Linked DNA regions of Homo sapiens: region 1 is linked to region 2. Evidence: chromatin loops called from intact Hi-C (ENCODE). Cell type or tissue: dorsolateral prefrontal cortex. All regions are shown on one strand.

Evidence for each region. Peaks named below come from ENCODE experiments on the same cell type or tissue, not always from the same donor. Only the 100,000 strongest peaks of a DNase experiment are listed, where the experiment ranks them.
Region 1: a loop joins it to region 2, with 3 times the contacts of the local background. A loop is called at or near these places in 48 of 110 quality-filtered maps.

Annotation. Positions count from the first base shown.
Region 1 is chr10:91,388,323-91,390,822 of GRCh38, reverse strand. All of the region lies in intron 3 of HECTD2-AS1 (HECTD2 antisense RNA 1), which reads left to right. Among named protein-coding and RNA genes, the nearest start is that of HECTD2, 21 kb to the left of the region's middle. In dorsolateral prefrontal cortex, CTCF peaks have their summits at 790 and 994 (motif pointing left); no DNase peak of the experiment used is centred here; H3K4me3 peaks cover 446 bases.
Region 2 is chr10:91,296,998-91,299,497 of GRCh38, reverse strand. No RefSeq gene overlaps it. Among named protein-coding and RNA genes, the nearest start is that of PCGF5, 78 kb to the right of the region's middle. In dorsolateral prefrontal cortex, CTCF peaks have their summits at 867 and 1,069 (motif pointing left); DNase peaks (open chromatin) are centred at 697 and 1,057; H3K4me3 peaks cover 1,115 bases; H3K27ac peaks cover 965 bases.

The DNA of each region.
Region 1 (2,500 bases), 91 kb before region 2:
TTTGTAGCTGGAAAGGTGGGGAAAAGTTTCACAGAGGAGGTGTCATCTGTTGCCCTGGAAATGGCACTGAGTGGAGTTTCCTCTAAAGTTTATTTACATTGTACAGAAGAAATGTCACATCAGAAACTTGTCCCTTGAGGCCAGGCATGATGGCTCATGCCTGTAATCCCAGCACTTTGGGAGGCTGAGGTGGGCGGATCACTTGAGGTCAGGAGTTTGAGACCAGCCTGGATAACATGGTGAAATCCTGTCTCTACTAAAAAATACAAAAATTAGCTGGGCATGGTGGCACGCACCGTAATCCCAGCTACTCAGGAGGCTGAGGCAGGACAATCGCTTGAACCTGGGAGGCAGTTTGCAGGGAGCCAAGATTGCCCACTGCACTTCACCCTGAGTGACAGAGTGAGACTCAGTCTCAAAAAAAAAAAAAAGAAAGAAACTTGCTCCTTGAATTCTTGTTTCATCACTGGTCTGAAATCTAAACAGAAGGAAAGCCAGCTGTAGAATTGCTATGTTCCAGAAATAAATATACAGAAACTTCTTAAATTGAAAGTTACACTCGATTTGTATTCTACTGAATTACAAGCACTCATAAATGTTTATTTCCTTGTAATTCATTTCTTTGTTAGATACAATGATGCTTAATTCCACCTTGTGGTTAACGTGGAGGATGGAGCATTCTGAGAATGTGAGAACATACAGCACTAATTTATTAGGATAGCTGCTTTCTGTCTGAGATGAATCCCATCTCCAATCCCATTTGTATTTTGTAGTTTTTTCTCTCCAGGCCAGGCAATTAATCCTTATGCTCTTTAGCACTCTGGCACTTAGCCTCTGTTTCAAGTGTTCTTTTTACATTTGTTGAATGTTTCCTCAAACTTAAATACCGAATTGACTAAAATGCATGGAAAAATACAAAGAATATGTGAGAAATATGTTATTTTTTAAAAAGTTACTTTCGTTATTCATCTGGAACTGCACCTGTGGTGTATAGTAATCTCGGTTACATTGCCCTCTAGTGGTGGTAGTACGGTAGTCATCTTATTAACATTTATTGAATATCTGCTGTGTAGGTAGGCTCTGAGGATATTGAGACAATTAAGAAACAGTTCCTACTCTTGTTGATTTCTCATTCTAGCAGAAGATGCATTTCAGCATAGCACGTGTGAAAAGGAACTGTGTAGGTAGGTAGTCATCTTTTCAGTAGTCATCTTATTAACATTTATTGAATATCTGCTGTGTAGGTAGGCTCTGAGGATATTGAGACAATTAAGAAACAGTTCCTACTCTTGTTGATTTCTCATTCTAGCAGAAGATGCATTTCAGCATAGCACGTGTGAAAAGGAACTATAGCAGGAGCACGTACAAAGGTCTATGAGTGCTCTGGGGAAGGAATAATTAATTCTCTCTAAGTGCATCCAGAAGGGCTTTTCAAACACATTACACTTCAGCAGCACCTTGGAAAGTGCATAGGAGTGTTTCAGGTATTCTGTCTTCAAGAGACCCATCTCACATGCAATGACATCCATAGGCTCAAAGTAAAGGGATGGAGAAAGATCTCTCAAGCAAACAGGAAAAAAAAAAAAAAAAAAGAAAGCCGGTGTTGCTTTTCTTATTTCAGAAAAAACAGACTTTAAAGGAACAATGATCAAAAAGACAAAGAAGGGAATTACATAATGGCAAAGGGTTCAATTAAACAAGAAGACTTGACTATCCTAAATATATATGCACCTGACATTGGAGCACCCATATTCATAAACAATTTTTAGGAACCTATGAAGGGACTTAGATAACTACACAGTAAGTGTGGGAGACTTGAACACCCCACTGACAGCATCAGACAGATCACCGAGGCAGGAAACTAAAAAAGATATTTGGCACCCAAACTCAACACTGGACCAAATGGACCTAACAGACATTTGCAGAACACTACCGCCAACAACAACAGAACATACATCGTTCTCATCCGCACATGGCACAGACCACACACTTGGCCACAAAGCAATTCTCAATAAATTCTAACTGAAATCATACCAACCATACTCTCAGACCACAGCAAAATAAAAATAGAAATCAATATTAAGAAACTGCTGAAAACCACACAATTACATGGAAATTAAACAATCTGCTCCTGAATGACTTTTAGGTAAACAATGAAATTAAGGCAGCCATCAAGAAATTATCTGAAATGAATGAAAACAGAGATATAACATATCAGAATCTCTGGGACACAGCTAAAGCAGTGTTGAGAGAGAAGTACAGTGCCTTCATCACTAAATGCCTACATCAAAAAGTCAGAAAGGTATCAAATTAACAACCTAATATCACAACTAGAGGAACTAGAAAAGCAAGAGCAAACTAACCCCAAAGCTAGCAGAAGAAAAAAACCAAAATCAGAGCTGAACTAAATTCAGATGTGAAAAACCATACAAAAGATCAGTGAACCCAAAAGTTGGGGTTTTGAAAGAATAAATAAGATTGATAGACCACTGGCTAGATT
Region 2 (2,500 bases):
AGAGAGAAGGCCCTTGGAGAGAGCCTTAGACACATGAAGTATAAGCTAAAATTCTTCTATGTCAGTTAGTTTGATTAGTACTGACTGCCAAATAGCAAAAGAAGCCCCCACAGATCCATGGGGTGGGGGGAGGCTCAGTACTTTTAAGATTTGTGAAGGGGTCCCAAGAACAAAACAATTGAGAACTAGCATTATTAGCTCTATGGTGAACAATAGGACCCTCAGGAAGTGCCAGACCTGGGAGGGAACTTGGGTACCCTACAACCGGGCTCTCATTTTACAGATGAGAAAACTGAGGCTCGGCTCTCTAGCGGTTTGCCGGCAGGTCACCCAAGGGGCAATGACAGAGCCAGCCCTGGGCTCTGATGGCAGCTTCTGTGCTTCCTGATTCCCATCCCTGGGATTGAGACCGGGACAACGCTTTTCCATAGGTGTTCCTAGATTAGCAGAGGATGCTGGGAACAGCTTTCTGTGGCTCATTCTTGCATAGAAAGAAAACCCTCCTAAAGGTTTTGGAATCTCGCCCTTCATGTTCACTGTGCTCACACAAAGCTCTTCTTTTCAGAAGCAGTTCTTTTCTCAGAACACTTCAAATGTAACAAATATACATCCATCAGCGTGGAGCGGCAATCAGCTCACTCACTATTCATTCGAGTTGGTGACCCAGGGCCTCCGCGCCCTGGAAACGCTCCACGGGGACACCGCGCCGTGCCAGAGAAGCTGGCCTCCAAACAACCCGCTGTAAACAGCTTTGCAGAGATCTTCCTCTGGAGGGCACAGATCCCTGGGATTGCTAGGATGAGGTTTCTCATTCTTTCCGAAGTAAAGGGAACTGGCAAAGTTAAAGCAGGAATGAAAGAGCTTTGATCTTATGAGGCGGAGGTGCTTATCCCAGCTGGGGTTAACAAGGAGGACATTCAAGCACTGCGAGCGGTCCACTCCTCGTTCTTGCATGCCCCAGCCCTGAAGGAAGTGGGTTGCAGCTCTCGTTACCCATCCTCCAGGTGGATCCTCTTCCTTCTGCCCGCCCTCAAAAGGCAAAGAACCACTGCGGGCTGATGGCGCCCTCTGGAGGCCGTGATGGGAAACTGTGTGCCTCAATTTTGCAGCCACGGCTGCCTTCCCCTCCCCCACTTTCCAGGGGCTCCTGCCCAGGTCGGGCTTCCCAAGGTCTCTTCCTCAGTACATTACACATACTCCTTCTTATGTGTGAGCACATAGATAGCAAAGCACCCAGAGGCACGCATACCCTTCTTTAACCCCCCGGTTCATCTCAAGTCTTACCTGTCAGTTATCTCACGTTAAAAAAAAAAAAAAAAAACAATTCCACCTCCCTCTTTTCATTCCATTTGTGTTGCCCAGAGTTTAATCACATCTGACAAGACTCACAGGGGTGTTAGTGAAAGAACTCTACCAAGGGAAAGAAACACCACCTGCAATGAAGTAAAACTGAGTGCAGTCAACAGATGTAATCCTGTAGGGCCTGGTGGGGCTGCCAGGCTCCCAGGTAGAGGAAACCACCATCGCAGTTTGCAGAAGACTAGTGGAGCTCCCGGGTCATGAGATTATTAAGTGCTAAAACCGGGACACTCCCATTAAAACTGTGGCAGTGGGTCGCCCTACTTCAAGGACTTGGTGGTCCAGAGGTTTCGCCTTCCTGGGAGATTTCTCCTTGATTCATTCGGGAGAAATGAAAGAACTGAGTGGGGAAGGAAAAATGAAAGTAAGTATTAAATAGCTCTTATAAATTACAGGAATTTGGGGAGCACCCATGCTTACGCAGACACGTAGGCAGATGTATAGAGTACACCGATTTGGATTTAATGTAGGATGACTATTGATTCCGTTTTTGAAGCATTCATACTAACAATGTCCCTTAAATAAAAGCAATCTCACATTTTTGTCAAAGAAACATTAATAATTTCCACTTATGCATGTTTGCGTAATTTCTTATTACTCTAGTTAAAAAGCTTATGCATCTCATAAAAGCTAAAAAGTAATAGCTGCTTTTAAATTTTATTTTTTATTTTTATGAGTACATAGTCGGAGTGTGTATTTATGGGGTATATGAGATGTTTTGATACAGGCATACAATGCATTATAATCACATCAGGGTAAATGGAGTATCTATCACCTCAAGCATTTATCATTTCTTTGTGTCACAAACATTCCAATTATACTTTTAGTTATTTTTAAATGTACAATAAATTACTGTTGACTGTAGTCACCCTGTTGTGCTATCACATTCTTATTTATTCTATCTAACTATATTTTTGTACCCATTAACCATCCCCAATGTCTTCCACTTCCTACTGCCCCTCCCAGCCCATGGTAATCATCATTGTGTTCTCTATCTCCATGAATTCAATTGTTTTAATTTTTAGTTCCCACAAATGAGTGAGAATATGTAAAATTTGTCTTCTGTGAATGGCTACTTTTTATTGAGCACTTGACTACTGAGAACCGCACTGTCTTTTTATCATACACAAATGATGGATGA